Regions from separate parts of the Homo sapiens genome. Here all the other regions are linked to region 5. Evidence: chromatin contacts called from ENCODE Hi-C or POLR2A ChIA-PET data. All regions are on one chromosome and are shown on one strand. The core of a region is the stretch at or near the end of the contact, and the rest is flanking DNA. Distances in the headings are between cores, read along the strand shown. Region 1 holds the start of CTNNB1 (catenin beta 1). Region 2 holds the start of CNOT10 (CCR4-NOT transcription complex subunit 10). Region 3 holds the start of EIF1B-AS1 (EIF1B antisense RNA 1). Region 4 holds the start of ULK4 (unc-51 like kinase 4). Region 5 holds the start of MLH1 (mutL homolog 1). Region 6 holds the start of ZNF621 (zinc finger protein 621).

What was found. Hi-C counts contacts between places; a loop is a spot of excess contacts on that map. ChIA-PET counts read pairs that join two places held with the same protein, here RNA polymerase II (POLR2A). Pooled maps may share reads with other maps.
Region 1: a loop to region 5 is called in a map of naive thymus-derived CD4-positive, alpha-beta T cell, with 9 times the contacts of the local background. The contact joins the promoter of CTNNB1 here to the promoter of MLH1 in region 5. A Hi-C loop is called at or near these places in 1 of 168 maps with a recorded cell type or tissue (naive thymus-derived CD4-positive, alpha-beta T cell) and 8 of 50 pooled maps. POLR2A ChIA-PET finds 5 or more read pairs at or near these places in 1 of 52 experiments (activated CD4-positive, alpha-beta T cell).
Region 2: a loop to region 5 is called in a map of naive thymus-derived CD4-positive, alpha-beta T cell, with 22 times the contacts of the local background. The contact joins the promoter of CNOT10 here to the promoter of MLH1 in region 5. A Hi-C loop is called at or near these places in 2 of 168 maps with a recorded cell type or tissue (both naive thymus-derived CD4-positive, alpha-beta T cell), 1 of 37 single-sample maps with no recorded cell type and 8 of 50 pooled maps.
Region 3: a pooled map shows a loop between it and region 5 (33-fold over the local background). The contact joins the promoter of EIF1B-AS1 here to the promoter of MLH1 in region 5. A Hi-C loop is called at or near these places in 11 of 50 pooled maps.
Region 4: a map of CD8-positive, alpha-beta T cell shows a loop between it and region 5 (15-fold over the local background). The contact joins the promoter of ULK4 here to the promoter of MLH1 in region 5. A Hi-C loop is called at or near these places in 2 of 168 maps with a recorded cell type or tissue (CD8-positive, alpha-beta T cell and naive thymus-derived CD4-positive, alpha-beta T cell) and 5 of 50 pooled maps.
Region 6: a map of gastrocnemius medialis shows a loop between it and region 5 (7-fold over the local background). The contact joins the promoter of ZNF621 here to the promoter of MLH1 in region 5. A Hi-C loop is called at or near these places in 1 of 168 maps with a recorded cell type or tissue (gastrocnemius medialis) and 5 of 50 pooled maps. POLR2A ChIA-PET finds 5 or more read pairs at or near these places in 1 of 52 experiments (GM10248).

Annotation. Positions count from the first base shown.
Region 1 is chr3:41,197,842-41,201,061 of GRCh38, forward strand. It overlaps CTNNB1 (catenin beta 1), which reads left to right and starts at 1,664. Exons shown (of 15, transcript NM_001904.4): 1 at 1,664-1,829. RefSeq lists silencers at 1,065-1,524, 1,955-2,074 and enhancers at 1,367-2,313, 1,655-1,714, 2,425-2,534.
Region 2 is chr3:32,683,803-32,686,922 of GRCh38, forward strand. CNOT10 (CCR4-NOT transcription complex subunit 10) reads left to right here and starts at 1,386. Exons shown (of 19, transcript NM_015442.3): 1 at 1,386-1,680. The coding sequence starts at 1,659. RefSeq lists a silencer at 1,187-1,496.
Region 3 is chr3:40,308,400-40,311,953 of GRCh38, forward strand. It overlaps EIF1B-AS1 (EIF1B antisense RNA 1), which reads right to left and starts at 1,299. Exons shown (of 3, transcript NR_033965.1): 1 at 924-1,299. It overlaps EIF1B (eukaryotic translation initiation factor 1B), which reads left to right and starts at 1,308. Exons shown (of 4, transcript NM_005875.3): 1 at 1,308-1,573; 2 at 2,494-2,657; 3 at 3,071-3,172. The coding sequence starts at 1,543. LOC124906228 (a long non-coding RNA gene) reads right to left here and starts at 412. Exons shown (of 2, transcript XR_007095876.1): 1 at 1-412. RefSeq lists an enhancer at 1,039-1,398 and a silencer at 1,669-1,718.
Region 4 is chr3:41,960,535-41,963,926 of GRCh38, forward strand. It overlaps ULK4 (unc-51 like kinase 4), which reads right to left and starts at 1,569. Exons shown (of 37, transcript NM_017886.4): 1 at 1,482-1,569. RefSeq lists enhancers at 1,539-1,698, 1,849-1,898.
Region 5 is chr3:36,991,517-36,995,067 of GRCh38, forward strand. It overlaps MLH1 (mutL homolog 1), which reads left to right and starts at 2,002. Exons shown (of 19, transcript NM_000249.4): 1 at 2,002-2,147. The coding sequence starts at 2,032. It overlaps EPM2AIP1 (EPM2A interacting protein 1), which reads right to left and starts at 1,615. Exons shown (of 1, transcript NM_014805.4): 1 at 1-1,615. The coding sequence starts at 1,561. RefSeq lists enhancers at 786-865, 896-1,215, 1,336-1,685, 2,056-2,275, 2,192-2,703.
Region 6 is chr3:40,522,861-40,526,486 of GRCh38, forward strand. It overlaps ZNF621 (zinc finger protein 621), which reads left to right and starts at 2,100. Exons shown (of 5, transcript NM_198484.5): 1 at 2,100-2,414; 2 at 2,919-3,004. The coding sequence starts at 2,981. RefSeq lists enhancers at 1,702-1,791, 2,070-2,882, 2,442-2,581 and a silencer at 1,982-2,141.

The DNA of each region.
Region 1 (3,220 bases), core at 414-2,913, 4.2 Mb after region 5:
GGTTCAATCTTTTTGAATTGTGACCACAACCAATAGCTACACTTAGATTCTACAGAATTAGTAGGAAAGATACAAATGAGAAGGTCTTTCTAGACAATGGATCTCACTGAACATCATCTTAGTGTGTAGACTTTTTCCACTGCAGTGGCCCACATGTGCTATGGTGACAGACGGCAGTTGGCATTACCACTTATATAGTAAAATATCTTTAAGACAAAAATAAAAGTTATTTAAAGAATACGCTGGCCCTGAAACATGAGCTGTGCCTTAAACTACATATCCTACCTCCATGAGTGAATGAATAAGTGGGTTTTCCGCCTGCATCTATGTGTTAAGACCTATTGTTTGCTTGTATTAATTGTAGTCCTGGGATAAAAGCACAGAGGTAACTTTCACTGCTGCTTTTTGTACTCTCTCCAATGTTTTGGAGGAAAAATAAGCACAAACAATAGCCTAGAGAAACTGAATCGATCATACTTGTTGCAGCTTCGACAAACGTCAATTTTGCTGCATTAGAATGGGAAACATTTTTCAGTCTATTGAAATGAATTACAAACGTTTTTAAATAGAAAATTAGTTAAAAAATTGGAGGCTGCTTAATCGATAGCTTTCTCTATAAACATACTTGGATTTCACAAATAAGTAATACCGTAAAAATCTTCTTCTCCAAAGAAAAATCCCCACAAATAAATCTATTGATACCTAGTGACAAGTGGAACCAGATAAAAATGGAATCTATAAGAATTAACCTAATTGACAGCGCTCTGGAGCTAATCCATTTCCATTAGTTATTTGTTCACAGTAGGTACTCCTAAGGACTTGTTGAATTGCGGGCTTGGCGCCCGTTCTACGGAGAGTTCACAGCCTTCGTGAGTGGGGACAGAAGGCGGCTCGGCCCGGTGATTCAGGTCGAAATTCAAGCTGAACAGCCTGCTGAGAGGTGGGATCCACCATCCGGACAGTGGGGGGCTTTGGGGGTGCTGTGAGACTGGGCTGCGACCCAGGTCCAGCAGGGAGTGTGCGGCACAGACCACAAGGTCGGCGAGGCCCCCTAACCCGCGCCCGGCCGGGAACCCGCAGACCAGCGACGGGGCAGCTGCGGGGCCAGGAGCGCCCCAAGACGGGCGGGCGCTGAACCCGAGCCCCTGCCGCCGCCCTGGCCCCGAACTTCCGCCCTCCCAGGACCTGTCCCGGCCGCCCCGAGCGGTACTCGAAGGCCGGGGCCGAGATGCCACCTTCCGCAGGCCGCGGGAAAGGCGCGCCGAGTCCTGCAGCTGCTCTCCCGGTTCGGGAAACGCGCGGGGCGGGGGCGTCGGGCTTGGGACAGGGGAGGATACCAGGGCCACCTTCCCCAACCCAGGCCGCGGGGGCCCGGCCTCCCCGATGCAGACCACAGCGCCCTCACGGGCTGCCCTCAGGCCGCGCAGCGGGCAGCCGCCAGCCGTCACCCCGGGGAGCGTCCGTGGGGTGCCCAGGCACCCCACCCCGGCCCGGGGCGCTCAGACGGCAGCAGACTGCTGGGCGGCGCGGGGACTACTTTCCACCGCCCCCTCGCGCCCCGCCCCTTGTCCTCGCGCGGCGGAACGCTCCGCGCTGCGCCGGTGGCGGCAGGATACAGCGGCTTCTGCGCGACTTATAAGAGCTCCTTGTGCGGCGCCATTTTAAGCCTCTCGGTCTGTGGCAGCAGCGTTGGCCCGGCCCCGGGAGCGGAGAGCGAGGGGAGGCGGAGACGGAGGAAGGTCTGAGGAGCAGCTTCAGTCCCCGCCGAGCCGCCACCGCAGGTCGAGGACGGTCGGACTCCCGCGGCGGGAGGAGCCTGTTCCCCTGAGGTGCTTGGGCGCTCCTTTCCTTATCCTTCCGGGGCTGCTCCCGCTTCCTCTCGGAGCCAAACTTCGTAGCAGGCGCGCGGTCCGGGCGGCGGGCTGGGCGCAGCCGGGAGGCCTGGGGTTGGGAGCGGGGAGCTCAGGTGGGGGACGGTGAGGGTGGGCCGCGCCCGGGGCGCGGAGGGCGGCGGCCGGGCCCGGGTTCCGGTCGCGCTGCCTCTCTGGGGCCCTGGGGGCATCGCTTGCGGGGAGGGGGCGCCGCGGGGGCGCGTACAGGAGCCCGGATGGCAGGCGGGGTGGGGGTGGGGGTGGGGGTCTGTGGTTTCCGTCCGGGGCTCTGGCCTTGGCCGAGTTTGGGGGAGGGACCCGGTGCCTCGGGATGCGCCGGGCCCTGGGTGGGGGGCGGGGTGGGGACGGGGGGCTCCGCCTTCTCAGCTCTTGCGGCGAGTTGGGGTTCGGGCGCTGAGGCAGAGACGCCACCCTAAGTCCCATCAGTCCTGGGGATCGGACCAGTGGACTTTCTCTTAAGATTTCCTCTTTCATTCTTAAGAATAGAAGTGTTATTATTTTTTTTAATGCCCTGGCTATGTGAGTTTGAATCGAAGCAACTTTAAACCTTAGAGCAACTAAACTCTAAGTGCAGCGGGTGCGATGCGTCAGTAGGGTGAGCACATAAAAAATCCATGTCTTGCACCTGTATTTTAGCGTACTATGCAGGTGAGTGAAAGCAGTGGATAATGTACTGGGAGTCTTATGGATTTATGGTAGTGGGTATGAGACCCTGGTGAAATAAGGGGGTGGAGGAAGGCGAAGGTGATGGCTTACTGTTTCTTACCAAGTGAACTGCAGGATTCAGCCTCTGACTCAGACCGCTTCGAGAATTTTGTTCGTAGAAATAATTTAAATTTATTCAAATAGTTTGATGGCAGCTAAAATTGAATTATAGAGCACGTTTTCTTTTCAGCGGAGTGAATTTTTCCTTCGCTCCAAAGCTGGCCAAATGGAATTCAAGCATTGCAACTTCTTTCAGTGTTTTGTCTGGAGAGAGGACTTTGAACCGAGACTTTTCGAAGTTAAGTTCCTATAGCCTGCTTCTGAATCTGCCAAGCTTGAAAGCTTTGGCAGTTGGGTGTATGTAGTTGTTGCCTTCGTTCTCTTCCCTTTTGGAGGGAGCGTTGTCTCCTACTTTGTATCTTCCAGACATCTGTGGTCTTCCCCCCACCCCTCGAGTTTGTGAGTGGTGAATGAAGAAAGACTAGGCTGCTGGTATGCAGAGGTCGGCAAAAGGAAATCGAGGAGTGGTTTTAGTGAAATGAGAGCTTTGTATCATGAATAATGGTGGCTTAGGCTAGACATCAACTTGAAGAGACGGCAGCATTTCCTTTCATAAAGTCTAG
Region 2 (3,120 bases), core at 136-2,635, 4.3 Mb before region 5:
GACGGGGTTTCACCATGTTGGCCAGGCTGGTCACAAACTCCTGACCTCAAGTGATCCACTTGCCTTGGCCTCCCAAAGTGCTGGGATTGCAGGTGTGAGCCACCACGCCCGGCCAAAAACAAATACTTTTTTAAAAGAAAGTTTAAAACAAAAGTTAAAAAAAAAGAAAAAAACAGGTACAAACCTGAAAAATCTCCCAATTAACAAAGCTGGGACAATTTTAGCAACAAAATAATGTAGTATTGGAATGTAACCATTATAAGATAAACATCCATGAGTCCATACTGATATAAATAGCTAAGTGAGGGAGAAGAGGCAAACTTCCCTTGGGGAAGATAATTTATGTACATACTCCCCACTGCAGGAGGTAGAGCTTAAATACCCCGCCTTCCCACCTTGAGTGTGGGTTGCATTTATTGACTTGGTTCCAAAGTAGTGTGGAAGGGTAGGAGGAGTAATTGCACAGTAGAGAAAACTGGCAAGCACTACCTTAGAGAGGTAATCAAGGTTAACATGATCAGTGATGTCATTTTGACAGCATGTACCCTTGATTCTATGTGATGAGAACAGCCAGTCACCTTGTGGTCTTCCTCCTAAACACCCAAAACCCCAGTCTAACCATGAGAAAAATATTGGCCAAACCCAAATTGAGGCACATTCCACCAAATATCTGAGGAGTAACTCTTCAAAACTGTCAAGGTCATCAAAAACAAGAAGAATCTGAGAAACTGCCACAGCCAAAAATAGCCTAAGACGACATAATGAATAAATGCAATATGGTGTCCTGGACAGGATCCTGGAACAACAACAAAAAAAGGACATTGAAAGAAAGCTGGTAAATGTGAATAAAATGTGTAGTTTAGTGAGTAATAGTGCGCCAATCAAACTGGTTTCTTAGATGTGATCAACGTAACATAGTAAAATAATTAAGATGTTCACAATAGGAGAAACTAGGTGAGGAGACAGGAACTCTAGGTGTCATCTTTGCAACTTTTCTGCACAACTACAACTATTCTAAAATAAAAGGCGTTTCTTTTTAAACGGGAATCCTCAACAGCGCCTCTCTCATGGGGTTGCAAGAAATCAATGAGATAGTACAGACCAAGTGCAGGGCTCAGTGCTTAGCACATAAATGTCAGATGTGGTTATTGTAATATTATGTAACATTGAGGGACAAAAGCTCTGACACCTCGGTGTTTTAATTAGAGTAAGCAAAGGACAGACGCGCGTACGTCCCACCGCGTCAGCCCTGTGAACATCCAGAGGTTCCAGCCAGAGTACGTCCGGCCGGAGGCGGGGCGCGGAGGGGACGTCGGCGTGGGGCGGGGCCAGTAGCAGTTCCCACGCCGGCGCTCCAGGCGCGGCAGGCTGCCGCCCCCGGAAGTAGTGGGTACCGGGACGCCGTGAGGCGGAAGCTGTGTATGGCGGGAGGCTGTGGCGGTCCCTTGGTGGGGAAGCTGTTGCTGTTGCTAGACGACGGGAACTAGCTCTCGTCACTTCCTCAGCCCGCCGTCTGCCCACTCCTCTAGCCGGAACCTGGGGGCCCGGAGCCGGGGTAGGCACAGAGTTGTCCTCGGAGGTCCAGGACAGCGGCCAGCCCGGCGGCGGGAGTCAGGGCCACGCCACCTGCAGGGAAGAACCCGAGTCGAAGCGGGAAGATGGCTGCAGACAAGCCTGCAGGTAGGGCGCCAATGTCCCGAGCGACGAGACGGCGGGACGTGCGGGGCCGGGCGGACCCTGAACTCGGAGGCGGCGGGGCCCGGGGTGGGGACTCCAGGGCGACTTGAATTTGGGCGTGCATTTCTTTACCCCATCCTCTGTCTCGGCTGTCGCTAACATGAGTCTTCGGGCCCCGGGTCCAATAGTTGTTTTACTCAAGTGCAGTATTTGAAGTCGCCACTGGCCGCCTTTGCCCTGCTCTTCAGAATAACTCCGGCCCAAAAAGCTTAAATGTATTTTGCCGCTTCGCAGAATTTTCCGCTTCTTCGTGGGAAAAGCAGACAAGAGAAAGTCACCCTGGAGCACACATCTGCCTATAATATCGCGTGGCTGAGGCTGGGATTCACCTGGGCTGTTTTGACCACATGTGGCTTCCTCTGGTCATTGACTCCTGTGAAATTAACTTTGTAAAAACCACTTTTTTTTTTCTTGATAGAGACGGGCGGGGGTCTCGCTATGGTGCCCAGGCTGATCTCGAACTTCTGGGCCCAAGCGATCCTTCCGCCTTGGCCTCTCAAAGTAAACCACTTATTTAAAAAGGCATAAAATCCTATTGTCTCTCTACAGTCTGTGCTCCTAAAATCTTGCATTTGGTACTTAATTGCTCTAGTTCCTCGAAATTACTTAATCTCAATGGTTTTCTTTATGGATTATTGCTCCCATTCCTAGAATCTTCCACATTAAGGAATATAAAATTATTTCCTGACCTTGTCCGGAATGTTTCCCGCAAGAAATTCATATTCTTTGTGGCATCCAGGTTTTATTGGAAAGAACTTAAGTGACAGGATTTAAAAGTGATGGAACTTAAAATTTTTACAGTGAATTTAATTTAAAATTAAAGAAAAACTCAGTGTGCTGTGGATTTTAGTAGGTTCTGGTCACAATAACTGACAAATGAACTTCACTTGGAAATTAAGCCAATTCTATTTTAGGTACAGAGGAATAAAAATCATTAGAGGATCTCTTCAATAATCTAAGAAGAAAAACAACAGAACAAAGGCCTTGAGAGGGTATAAGGAATGTGCTGTGAAATTTTGGATAGGTTGTTCAGGGAAGGCCTCTGGTGAGATGATATTTGAGCAGAGATATGTAAGAAGTGAGGGAATGAGCCATAAGAAATGAGGAAAGGTGGATGAGGGAGAGACTATTAGACAGGAAAACGGCATGGCCTGTCCAAGGCTGGACCAGGGGACCAACATCTTCCTCCTTATTTTAGAATAGTGTCTGTGTTCCCCACATTTACCATTCCTACTTGCTCATACCATTGCGCTTGCCCGAAATCACCCTTTTAGACCTAAAGCCCATCCAGTTTTCAAATCCTCAGTCATAAAGCCTTCTACTTGTTCATTTATTCATTCGCAAAGATTGAGTGTTGAATAATGGATATGACACACTCCCTGC
Region 3 (3,554 bases), core at 49-2,548, 3.3 Mb after region 5:
AATATCTCTTACATTTATCAGCTTTTTGAAATTATAGTATTAGACCTAATCTTGCTAGATCTTATTAGTGTATTAATAAAGAAATACACGTTATTAATGTATTTTTTAAATTTCAATATAATTGGTTTCCTTTGTAATCCTATGTACTTTGTGAACTTAAAACTTAACTTCTCATTATTCTGAGAAGGGATTCAGCAGCTTCACAGGATTGCCATGGCACACACAAAAAAGTTAAGAATCCCTAAATTTTAGTCTATCTCTTTGCTTCCAGAAAGCCAACCAAGTTTGACAATTGAACACACCTGCCTGAGTGAGCCAATTCCCAAAGTCTCGGGTTTATTTTTCTGTGCGTGACCTGATAGGAAGATATTACGGTCTGGTACATGACTCCATCAATTAACCTATTTGCTGAGCTCACCTTCAGCTTATACCTGGCATCTTTCCTGAATTCTCTGTTGGGCCTTCTGAGGCACACAAAATGAGCTGACAAGCTGATTTTCTGGTATCTTCTGTTCATACACACCTGGCCCCCACTCGATGCCAGGCCCAGGATTAAGCTGGGCAGTGATTCTCAAGCCTGATCCCAGACCAGCAGGCAGGATCAGCATCACCAAGGAGCTTATGAGAATTGCAGATTTTCAGGTCACACCCTAGACTTCCTGAAACAGAAACTCTGGGGTCTATCAGTGTTTTCTCAAGCCCTCCAGAGACACACGCTTTAGTCTGAGATCCACCGTGCTAGGGAATCGGAGGTCCGTCCAATCCTGGAAAGAGAGGCTCCCATCTCCAGTATTGGTTGAGACTAACACCGCTCCTGCAACTGGGGTTGGAATTTCAATGCAGGTAGTTGCTGAGCGGGGGCCAATGAGTTGAAAGCCGGAGCAAGGGGACTTGTTTTGTTCCTGCACCCCGATTTTACTTACATTACCCGGGGCCTCGAGGGTGACTCATAGAGATTAGCCCTGAGCGTCGACCCCTCGGCGCCGCCACTGCACAGCGAGAGAAGGGGAGTCAAGAGAGACGCTTGAGTCCCTTGACTGTCCTCCCCTACGAGCTCTCTGGGAAGAGAGCCCCAGACCTGCGAACTCTGGGCCGCTCTGCGGCCGCTTGAACACTTCGCGGGTCTTCCGCCCCGCGCTAGAGGACGCACTCCGTGACGGGAATTGCGGTCTCGGCCGCCCCCGGCCTCAGGCTTTCCGGGCTCTGCTGCCTCCAGAAAACTACAAGTCCCAGGATGCTCGGCGCGGGACGGTCACGTGGGAGGGGCCGCGGGCGCGGCTAAATAGTCTCCATCGGCCATTTTGTGCGAGAAGCCGCAGCGCCGCCTCTTCTCTCGCGCCCTCGCCTCTTCCTCCGCCTCCTCCTTCGCCTCTTCCTGCCTCCTCCCGGCTTCCGCCGCCGCCACTCCAGCCTAATCCCAACCCCAGGGCGAAGCGTTTTCTTATTTATTTCCGTTTTCTCGCCACTACAGCCTCCTGACAAGGTGATCCGGGCGGGCCCCGCAGGAATTTTATCCCCTCACCGGCCTCACACTAGTATCGCATGTCCACTATCCAGAACCTCCAATCTTTCGGTAAGATCCCGTCGCCGCCGCCTCCCTCCCTTGCCCGGCGCGCATCTCGGCCTTTTGCCCGCCTGGCCACCGCCCCTAGGGGCCCCCTTTCTGCCCTTCCCGCACCCCTAGTGGGGCTTTGTCTCGGCGCCCAGAAAATGGCGACGGGGCCCCTGGCGACCCCTTCCCCGAGGACAGCGCCGGACTCCGAGCCCTCCTCTCGGAGCCCCGGCCGCGGGCCCTGCGCCACCCCCTGCCCCGTCCTTGACCCGGCTCTCGCCTCCGCTTCTGCCCCTTGAAACCTTGGCGATCCTATTTCGTGGACTCCTAGATCGGCCCTGCTACTTGCAAAGGGTATGCCGGGCCAGGGAAACCAGGGATCGGCGCCCGTTCTCTGGCAGCTCCTGGGGGCACTTAGGGAAAGATGCGGATGCAAGCCTCTGATCTGTCACTGGCCAGTGGTTCAGTCTTCTCTGCTTGCGTAGCAATTTGTTAAATTACGCCTCTTGATATATATGTAATCTACTTTTTTTTTGGCAAGGCACAGTTACGGTTAAATGATTAAGGTGGGCGTATTCGAATGTTTATGTTTTCATCAGAATGTAATCGAGATGACGCACATTTTTATAGCGGCTACAATATTAAGGTTTTCTAAATCTTTTTCTCATTAGAGGACCATATTGAACGATAACATTATTTATCTATAACAGCGTTTTTCTACAATGGACATAGCTGTTCAAATGTTTCTCTTTTTGTGAGAGTATCTTGGGGGTTTTATTAATACTCCACCCCCATCTCCATTCCTACCGGCAAAAACAGCAAAGGCACTAGAACCTTCATTGATGACTGTCTGGATTGGTAGTATAATGTATTTCTGGAAAGTACTTCTTAAAAAATATTTTTCTACTTTGGATTTTTTTTTTTTTTTTATCCATTCGCAGACCCCTTTGCTGATGCAACTAAGGGTGACGACTTACTCCCGGCAGGGACTGAGGATTACATTCATATAAGAATCCAGCAACGGAACGGCAGAAAGACACTGACTACTGTTCAGGGCATTGCAGATGATTATGACAAAAAGAAACTTGTGAAAGCTTTCAAAAAGGTAAAGGGATTAGGAAGAAAGGATTAGAGTTACTGATGCACACCTCTGAACTGGATTATGATTCACACCTTTATATCGGCGTGGATGAAAATAACTAGACCAAGAAAGTTGTTCTCATTTTTGTAATTAACATGTAAATATTTAGTTATTCTCCCAGTGTGGTCTCTCATTTTAAAAGAAGATTCGCGTTGCTTTTAAATAAATTTAAATGTGAAATATTTAGTTCTTGATGTTACACATAAAATCATTTCCTGGTTTACAAATTAATTTGGAAGGATTGTGGATTATAGGAGACAAAATCTGTTTCTCTAAATATGATCTAGCTTACTGAAATGGCTAATTCTGTTCATACGGTGAAATAAAACCTCATAGTAGTTGACTAAATTTTGTTGTATATTTATGCACTTTTCCAGAAATTTGCCTGTAATGGTACTGTGATTGAACATCCTGAATACGGAGAGGTTATTCAGCTTCAAGGTGACCAAAGAAAAAACATCTGCCAGTTTCTCTTGGAGGTGAGTGATTGGGTGCTTTATGTGTAACCTTGAGATTGCTTTTAAAATTGTATTTAAAGGCAACATGATTTGTTTTCTACTAAGTAAAAAATCATACGAATGAAGGAAATTAGGTGAAATAAAGACATGGTAGTTATTTGGAAAGCAAAGACCTTTATCTGGTTTATTTTGTCATTAGAGTATTCTGATCATTTCTTTATATACACACACAGGCTATTTCTTGGCATGTAAAGTATTCAAATACGTGTTGAATTGTTGGCTATCAGCAGTGCATGCCACAGACAACAGTGTTGCAGTAAGCTGTTGATAGTGATTCTTTTTAATTACTCTTCCATGTTTTCTTAATGAATTTTTATATTTCTCAGAGTTATTTTGCTAAATT
Region 4 (3,392 bases), core at 319-2,818, 5.0 Mb after region 5:
TTGTGTTTTTGGTAGATATGGAGTTTCACTATGTTGCCCAGGCTGGTCTAGAACTCCTGGCCTCAAGTGATCCGCCTGCCTCGGCCTTCCAAAGTGCTAGGATTACAGGTGTGAGCCACCGCGCCTGGCACTAAGTTATCTTTCAATAACTTATTAATAGTTGAAATTCCATGACTTTAAGATTCTTTGACTCAGTCCAAACACGTTCCCCATTACAGACTTCCTAATATTCATTTTTAAAGCTGTAACCTCTTAATTATAAAATAAAACACAAGTACAGAAAACTCCACAGAATACATAGTTTAATGAATTACTAAAGAGGGACACCCTTCTAATCACCACCCAAAGTCAGGAAATAGGACTTTGCCAGCCACACAAGCAGCCCCTCTGTGAGCCTGTCTCAATCACCACCCCTCCTGATCCCCAAAAGTTAACCACCCCCTGACTTTCGTAGTCATCACTTCCTTAGGTTTCTTCATGGTTTTCTCACTCGAGTGTGCTTTCCCAGAAACCACAGTTTAGTCTCTTAACCTATAGTGCTCCTAAGGAAGTCTCTCTTAATTCACAAGTTCACCTAAGAAGCATCTAAGAAGCCAGAAGGCAGAGCAAATCACATACAGGTGCAAATGAGGCATTTAAGAGTCGGGGGCAGGTCCTACATTCAAGGAACGCTGAGAGCGAACAGGTGATAAGAGCGCACAGGTGCCCACTTTCAGCACAATCATGACTCCCGCACCAGAAGCATGAGCATCACCTGGGACTTAATACAAAAGAAAAAGTTATCGGCCCTGCCCCAAATTTACGGAATCATACACTACGGCGGTAGGGCCTGGCCTTCTGTGTTACTACACGCCCTGGGGTGACTGGGATGCGCTCAAGTCTGCGAAATGCCAGCCAAATCAACCCCGAGATGTAACCGATGGCGCGCGCCACACTAAGCACTCCATAGGTGCTCCTCCTCGCCGCACTTCACAGACTCAATTATCACAGACTCAGGGGCGCTACGTAGTCACTCACCCCCCCCCCCCCCCCCCCCGCTCCCCAGGCAACTCGCGGCGGGCGAATCGGCGGCTTTCGCGGCCTCGCTACGTCCGTAGGCATCAGTCCGCGAGACCGGCTGGGAGCCTAGGAAGCGCTGCAGGGCGGTGAAGACGCGGTCCGCTCTGGGAAGTTAAGAGATGGCGTCCATAAAGCACATCTCCCAAGCCGAAACACACAAGCACTCTCTCTCCCCGCTGCACCCAGGTCCTAGAAGAGGCGTCCCGTGTGCCCTTAACTAACGCCCGGATAAAAACGGGCGGCTTTTTTAACACGAGCGCAAAGCAGGGGAGCGCAGGGGGTACGGGGTCCACTGGCAGAAGGAGAGAGGGCGGCCAGGCGCCACCACCCACCCGCCCCGGCAGGCCTGCGCGCTCTTCCGCGACCGCTTAGGCAGACACGAACTCAGACTCGTAGCTACTAAAACCGCCACTGCCACGCACCTGGTAGCTAAGTCAAGAAAAGAGTCCAGTCCACTTGGCTGCTCCCGCGGTTGCGCGCATCTCGGCCTCTGCCTCAGGACAGGTCCACAGGCCCAAGAATGGGGGAGAAAGCAGTGAAGCAAAGCGGAACGCGCGGAAGAAGCCGACCAGCCTTACGGAGGCGACGCCCCTCCAGGTTTGGATTCGTCCATACGGTTTCCACGGCAGCACACAGAACGCCGGAAGAAGCTCAGGAAGCCGACTGGCTGTGCAGTTTCCGTTCCTGTTGGCTGGGGCCCGGAAGTGAGAGACCACGAGGGCCCCTCCCTCCACCCAAAGGGCATCACGCCCTGCCTTTGGACGAGCCCACAGGCCAGAGACTGGGGCGGGAAGTGCTGGAGTAACAGTCATAGTGGTCGGCCCACCATCCCTCTATGTTTGGATTTGCTCATTCCATCTCCATGGCAGCACGCAGAACGCTGGAAAAACGCAAAGCGCTGATTGGTTAAGAGTCTCAGTTCCTATTGGCCAGAGTCCGAAGTGGGAGCCCGTGAGGGACTACTCTTCAATCTTAAGTGGGTGCTGAGGCTAGAGTGTGGAGAACTGAGACCTCGTCATTTCTTCTCTTCCCGTTCCCACTGTCCTTCTGTTTCCTTCCATTCTTTTCTTTCTGGCTTCTTCTGGGAGCTCAGGTAGACATGGTGGCATAGTCTGGATAACCAACGCCTCAGAAGCAGGGGCCCCGGGGTCCTCACCATTTAGAAAAGAGAAGGCTGTGAATTACCTTCCTTTTTGGAGATGGAGGAAACAGATGAGACACTCTGATCTCAAGTTGATTGTGTAAACTAAAAATAAAAGTTCCAAGCCCCCCTACCAACTGAGTGGATCCCTCCTCTGGGCCAAAGGCACGCCAAAGTTAACCTGAAGAACTAGCTCAGGCAATGATGGGAAGATGGGGTGGGACAGGCCTCATTATACCCTCCTCCCGTTGGAATACAGGCACAGCTGACCAGCGTTAACATTAAACAGAGACCTTAAGACTGACAAAACAGACTTTTTTGCAGCAATAAGATACCAACATGGCAGCAGGCCCCAAAAGACATTGAAGTATTTTATCCTGATATATATATACACACACATAGACAAACACACACACACATATACTCTTATGTATACATATATACTCATATACGTATATATATATATATTTTTTTTGAGACAGTCTCGCTGCATCACACAGACTAGAGGGCAGTGGCGCAATCTCGGCTCACTGCAACCTCCACCTCCTGGGTTCAAGTGATTCTCCTGCCTCAGCCTCCCAAGTAGCTGGGATTACAGGCGTGTGCCACCACACCAGCTAATTTTTGTATTTTTAGTAGAGACAGGGTTTCACTGTGTTGGCCAAGCTCATCTTGAACTCCTGACCTCAGGTGATCCACCCGCCTTGGCCTCCCAAAGTGCTGGGATTACAGGTGTGAGCCACCGTGCCTGGCCAAATATATTTATTTGACATATTTTGAAATGGCCTTGCAGAGCTATCTCTTCTGGGGGGAATCTACATTCTGTAAAGAATCCCCTTGTCTTTCCAGGTCTTTTCCCTGATGCTGGAGAGAATTAACTGAGAACCTGACACCTGTTTTAAGTCTGATAAGAAACATTTACAATCTATTCTCTCTGAAACCTGCTACATAGAGGCTTCATCTGCAGAACAAGAACCCTGGTCTCTGCAACCTCTTATCTCAACCCAGACACTGCCTTCTATTGGCTCCAGGTCTTTATATAATAACTCTTTTAACCAATTGCCAATTGTAGGGTATATGGATGTGCTTTGGTCAAGGAATAGGCCAAGGTGGACATCCGGGCCAGAGTGGCTCAGCGAGTTTAGGACACAGGCGCATATTCCACTTGTTATGTAACCCGTTTATGTAAGTT
Region 5 (3,551 bases), core at 752-3,251:
TGTATTCATTCCAAAGATTAGTGTTTGCCTGAAGTTTTGTTAGCTCCACCCTCACTGAAATAGGTGCATATTCAGGTTTAAAGTTAAATGGATTTGAAAAAAGTTCTAAGTCCTTTTTAATGAACCTGAGGTCCTTAAAATGTCTCTCAAATTCTTTTTGGAGACGACAGATCACCATTTGATACCTATCAGGATCAAATATTTTTTCATCTTCCTTATTTTGCTGTTTTAGCTCATCAACAACTTCTCTGAGGGCAGGAAAGTCTGTTAGATTTTTTTCCTCAATATGTCTTTGAAATAAATTCAGCTTAACTTCGAAAGTACAAATATGGTCAAAGGCAGCAGCAGCAAAGACTTTACTAACTCGTAATTCTTCACTGAGTTCTCGAAGGTGTTCCATAATGTCCACCAAGAAGCCAAAGTCACAAAGCCATTGTTTGTCTGAGAAGTGGACTGTTGTTGCCCCTACTGAAACCAAGAACGCTTCCATTTCTTTTCTTAGAGAGAATATTAGTTTTAAAGTTTTCCCTCTCCTAAGCCAATTGTTCAGACATCGTCCATTAACCCTTTCACCATGCTCTGATTCAGATTCCGTTAGTAAAGTCTGAAATTCAGGTCGCCTAACGCCTCTGGTCTTAATCAAAACTATCCATTCGGATATGGTATTTATGATCTGATTAACATCTACATCATAGGAGCTCAACAGTTCCAAGTGAAGAAATCCTGAATAATGAATGACATTCCAACAGTTGGGGCTTACGGCCTTTTCTCTCATGTATGAGACGAGTCCTGAGTTCTCACCAATCATCCTCAAAGTATGGGTCGTGGTCAGTCCAACCATTCTCTGCAAGCTAAGCCCTGCTGTCTGCAGGGACTCTAGGATTGCCGACATGAGCGCACCAACACTGAAATGATGAGTCAGGTTGATTATGGTCAGAAGATCTTCTTGCACCTCCAACTCAGGGCCTACACCGCGGATAAAGACCAGGAGGTAGTTCTCATAGGCCACAAAAGCCTGGTCGTCCAAGGCAAGAGAATAGGCTTTAAAGTCCCTGGCTCGGTTAAAAAGCTGGTTGCGTAGATTCCTGTCAATGCTCAGGATCCTCTGCCTTGTGATATCTGGAGATAAGTCAACGCCTTGCAGGACGCTTACATGCTCGGGCAGTACCTCTCTCAGCAACACCTCCATGCACTGGTATACAAAGTCCCCCTCACCCCAGCCGCGACCCTTCAAGGCCAAGAGGCGGCAGAGCCCGAGGCCTGCACGAGCAGCTCTCTCTTCAGGAGTGAAGGAGGCCACGGGCAAGTCGCCCTGACGCAGACGCTCCACCAGGGCCGCGCGCTCGCCGTCCGCCACATACCGCTCGTAGTATTCGTGCTCAGCCTCGTAGTGGCGCCTGACGTCGCGTTCGCGGGTAGCTACGATGAGGCGGCGACAGACCAGGCACAGGGCCCCATCGCCCTCCGGAGGCTCCACCACCAAATAACGCTGGGTCCACTCGGGCCGGAAAACTAGAGCCTCGTCGACTTCCATCTTGCTTCTTTTGGGCGTCATCCACATTCTGCGGGAGGCCACAAGAGCAGGGCCAACGTTAGAAAGGCCGCAAGGGGAGAGGAGGAGCCTGAGAAGCGCCAAGCACCTCCTCCGCTCTGCGCCAGATCACCTCAGCAGAGGCACACAAGCCCGGTTCCGGCATCTCTGCTCCTATTGGCTGGATATTTCGTATTCCCCGAGCTCCTAAAAACGAACCAATAGGAAGAGCGGACAGCGATCTCTAACGCGCAAGCGCATATCCTTCTAGGTAGCGGGCAGTAGCCGCTTCAGGGAGGGACGAAGAGACCCAGCAACCCACAGAGTTGAGAAATTTGACTGGCATTCAAGCTGTCCAATCAATAGCTGCCGCTGAAGGGTGGGGCTGGATGGCGTAAGCTACAGCTGAAGGAAGAACGTGAGCACGAGGCACTGAGGTGATTGGCTGAAGGCACTTCCGTTGAGCATCTAGACGTTTCCTTGGCTCTTCTGGCGCCAAAATGTCGTTCGTGGCAGGGGTTATTCGGCGGCTGGACGAGACAGTGGTGAACCGCATCGCGGCGGGGGAAGTTATCCAGCGGCCAGCTAATGCTATCAAAGAGATGATTGAGAACTGGTACGGAGGGAGTCGAGCCGGGCTCACTTAAGGGCTACGACTTAACGGGCCGCGTCACTCAATGGCGCGGACACGCCTCTTTGCCCGGGCAGAGGCATGTACAGCGCATGCCCACAACGGCGGAGGCCGCCGGGTTCCCTGACGTGCCAGTCAGGCCTTCTCCTTTTCCGCAGACCGTGTGTTTCTTTACCGCTCTCCCCCGAGACCTTTTAAGGGTTGTTTGGAGTGTAAGTGGAGGAATATACGTAGTGTTGTCTTAATGGTACCGTTAACTAAGTAAGGAAGCCACTTAATTTAAAATTATGTATGCAGAACATGCGAAGTTAAAAGATGTATAAAAGCTTAAGATGGGGAGAAAAACCTTTTTTCAGAGGGTACTGTGTTACTGTTTTCTTGCTTTTCATTCATTCCAGAAATCATCTGTTCACATCCAAAGGCACAATTCATTTTGAGTTTCTTTCAAAACAAATCGTTTGTAGTTTTAGGACAGGCTGATGCACTTTGGGCTTGACTTCTGATTACCCTATTGTTAAATTAGTGACCCCTCTTAGTGTTTTCCTGTCCTTTATTTCGGAGGACGCACTTCGAAGATACCAGATTTTATGGGTCATCCTTGGATTTTGAAGCTTATAACTGTGACAAAAAATGTGAAGGGAAGAGATTTGAAACATGTGGAAGGAAAAGTGAGTGCAGACTATAAACTTCCAAAAAGACAAGCCCAAAATACACCTAAACGTTATGTCAGATTATTTTGTTAAAATCAGTTGTTAGTGACGTCCGTACGTTAATAGAAAAAAGAATGCTTCAGTTTGGAGTGGTAGGTTTCTAGAGGGATTTATTGTGAAAGTATAAACTATTCAGGGCAATGGGACTGAGAGAACAGTGGGTAGAAAGGACCACTGAAGGAAAGGAAGAGAATTGGAAGGTAGATGAAAGAAGGAGCAAGAACCTGGGGATGTTTTTTCCTTTTCACTTGTAATAGTAGTAACAGAAGCAATGGCAGACTGGCTTTTGTTTCTACTGTGTTAGAATGAATTGACAGGACAACTGGGCCTATTATTGTACTGTGCCAGAATACTGTAAAACAAAACTAAACATACTAGCTTGGTGGCTTGTAATTAATTACTTAAGTGGAGATTTTTATTTTTTTTTTATTTTTTTTTTAGACGGAGTCTCACTTTGTCACCCAGGCTGGAGTGCAGTGGCGCGATCTCAGCTGACTGCAACCTCCTCCTCACAGGTTCAAGGGAGATTCTCCTGCCTCAGCCTCCCGAGTAGCTAGGACTATAGGCATGTGCCACCACACCTGGCTAATTTTGTATTTTTAGTAGAGATGGGATTTCTCCATGTTGGTCAGGCTGGTGTCAAAACTCTCGATCTCAGGTGAACCGCCTGCCTCAGCCT
Region 6 (3,626 bases), core at 850-3,349, 3.5 Mb after region 5:
CCCAAATTGCTGGGATTACAGGTCTGAGCCACTGCACCCGGCGCAGGAAGGGAAGTTTCACACTAATAGCTGGCATCTATGTGCCAACCATGTGAGTGAGTTACCTTTGAGGCAAATCCCCAGCCTCAGTCCAACTTTCAAGTGACTGCAGTCCCAGGTGACACCTGACTAGACCCTCATGAGAGATCCCAAGCCAGTACCATCCAGCCAAGCCACTCCCGAATTCCTCATCCACAGAACCTTTTTTTTTTTTCCTTTTTCTCTTTTTAGGACTGACTGACTATGTTCACTGATTCATAGAAACTTTAAGAGATAATAAGTGTGTTTTGTTTTCAGCCATAAGGTTTTAGGGTGATTTGTTATGCAGCAGTAGATACCTAAGATACTCTCCATAATAGGACTTCATAAGTCAGTCTAATTCTTAAGAAAGGAATAACAAATCCAAGAAGTGGGACCCCTGTAATAAAGCAATATATCTAGATATCCAGGATCATTTTTTATCTTTTAGTGGTGGGAGACCAATTCCCCTTTATAGCATGGAAATGCTTGGTGGTGAGGAGCCTGGTATCTGGAACTGTGTTCAGGAGAAGTTATCAGCGTGATTAAAGTAAAACAAAGTCTGGGCCGGGCGCGGTGGCTCACGCCTGTAATCCCCAGCACTTTGGGAGGCCGAGGTGCACGGATCACAAGGTCAGGAGATCGACACCATCCTGGCTAACACGGTGAAAACCCGTCTCTACTAAAAATACAAAAAATTAGCTGGGCGTGGTGGCGGGGTGCCTGTAGTCCCAGCTACTCGGGAGGCTGAGGAAGGAGAATGGCGTGAACCCAGAAGGCAGAGCTTGCAGTGAGCCGAGATTGCGCCATTGCACTCCAGCCTGGGCGACAGAGCGAGACTCCGTCTCAAAAAAACAAACAAACAAAAAACAAGCAAAAAAAAAAAAAACAAAGTCTGTCCATCTTAGCAACCACTTTGATACTGGAGAAAGGCTCCTGTCCAGAAGGAAGGGCACAGTAGTGAGGTACTTGCCAATGAGCTGGGTAGAGCTGCCACTGGCTGGCTTCGGGAAGTGTTTATCACTGACTGGCTCATGTTCAGAAGCTTGGAGTGAGGCTGTTGTGTACTGGTTGATTTTCAGAGTACGTGTACTGATCTAAAATTATGTAAATTAATGGCAAGTACTTGTTAGTGACTTGGGACTTTGGTCAAAAAACAGTCTTTTCCTTTCCTGAATATGAAAAGTAAGTTCTTTTAATTAGCAGCCTCCCCTCTTCACTGTTTTTTCTTCCTGCAGTCCAACTAACAGAACAGACCATAAAGGTCTGTCCAGATCATTATTTATGGAAGTATGAGATATATATATTTCAGCTGGTGTTAACATTTTATTTAAGTGCCAGTTACTGAGCAGAAAAATAGCTGTAACTACGAGTTTTTGTAATTTATTGGAAAAAGCTAAATATAAGACATTTAGGGTGTCCTCCCAAAGTCAACACAGGACAAGATCATTTAATATAGGACATGTCCTGTGTATACAGGATGCCTAGCAACTGTATGTAGCCACGGGTGTTTTGGTTGTTAAATGAATCTGTCCTAAAAGGTTCTACGCACATCTAGGTCCTTGGAAGGGAGAGGGCTAAAACGGCGAGTGGAAACCATGGTTTCCCTGAGGACTGCCCAGCTGAGGACCCAAGCAAGATCCTGGGCTTGGGCCTCTTAGAGATGACAAAGCAGGCGCCATTCTCCCCTCACCTGCACGGCCCAGGCTTCAGGTGAGCCACGGGGCCAAGGCGGCCAACAGCTGAGGCGCAGCCCGTGAACTGGGGGCCCACTTGTGCCTAGAGGGCGAGGTCTCGGTAGAGCCAGGCTGTATCAGTCCGTGACACTCCAGCCAGAGGCGATGCCGACGGCTGCCGGAGAAAGCCGGGCTTAGAGCGCCACAGTTCCACGCCCGCCGCCGGCCTCTCAGCCCAGCCGGTCGCCGCAACCTCGCCTCTTCCGCAGGGCGGGGCCAGCCATGAAAGGCGGGGCGGGTCTGGCCACGGGGCGACCGAGATGGCGGCCTCCGGGGGCCTAGAGGGACCCTGGGCGTGCACTCGCCCTTCCGGCTCGGCCTTTAGTTAGTGACCAGCTCCTCGGCGTTCTGCAGAGCGTGGGTTTCAGCGAGTTCTACGTGCCAGGTCCGCCCGGTGCCGGCTTCCTCGCTGCCCCTGGCGGCTCGTCAGCCCCCACTACCCCTGAACTTGGTCCCAATGGCGGCCCGCCCCTCCTTCACCCGGACCGTGGGCATCTGGGCCTCGCCGAAGCCGTCAAGGTGGCTGCTCGGGCTTCTAGAGCCCGTGTCCAGCCCTTTGCCACCGAGGCCTGATCCTCTTTTCTGCCCTAAAGAACTTGCCCTGACAGCCTCTGGCTCCCGGTACTGACGTTTCTGATGTTTGGGGTTGCCTGTTTTCTTGGGTGGAGTGTTAAGATCACGGTTGGGTGGGGTCTCCGGTCAGCATCACCCACTGGGACGCTGAGTATTTTACCCTTAATCCGCATTCAGCCACCCCAGTCCCTCTTCTCCTGAGGTTCTTTCTTTTGGGTCCACGTCATCGTCCCTGTAAGCATTCTGTAAAGACTCTTTACGTTTGTAGAGACCCAACACAATAGGGACAGGGCTCTTGGGTCCCTCAGTTTACCCGTACGAATGGGCTCAAAAAAAGCTCTTCGGACTGAGCAGGCAGGTGGAAGATTGTCCTGAAGACTAGGCAGAACAATTCATAAGAAGTTTGGGGCTATCAGCGTGAGAACAATTAGAGGGAGTCCTAGTAGAATCTCCGTGCATCCAGTGCTGGAAATGTGGAAACTGGGAGGGCCATAGGTTGCTGTAGGTGGTGGACGACAGGGTCCTTAGCACTCATGGCTCTTTTTCTCTTAGCTCTTGAGGATCTTGCTTGTCCAAACCCAGAAGACAGTGCATGAAGCCAGGGGACATCCGCCATGCTCCAAACAACTTGGCCTCAGGTGAGCTGAGCTTCTTTCAGTTTTTTTGTTTGTTTGTTTATGTTTTTTTACTCACATTAGCTATCAGATAATCAGGAAAGGATGAGGAAGGCCTAACTTGGCCAAGCTGTGTTTTCCCCTTTGTATCTATCTCCAGGGCTATGGCAGATGTAAATATGTGCTGGGGAAATGAAAGTTTTGTGTATAGAGAGTGATGAGTTTGGATGTATAGATTTAAATGGAAGAAAGGGGACCTATACCAAGAAATTCTTTCTGAATGTGGAAATCCAGATCGTGTTCTAGAAATGAAAGTCACCTACTGAAATCAGACTCATTTTTTGTGAGACGGAGTCTCACTCTGTCGCCCAAGCTGGAGTGTAGTGGCACTATGATATCGGCTCACTGCAGCCTCTGCCTCCTGGGTTCAAGTGATTCCCATACCTCAGCCTCCTAAGTAGCTGGGATTACAGATGTGCGCCGCCACGTGTGGCTAATTTTTGTATTTTTAGTAGAGACGGGGTTTACACCACGTTGGCCAGGCTGGTCTTGAACTCCTGAGCTCAGGTGATCCACCCGCTTCGGCTTCCCAAAGTGCTGGGATTATAGGCATGAGCCACCGCACTAGCTTGAAATCAGAAATTCT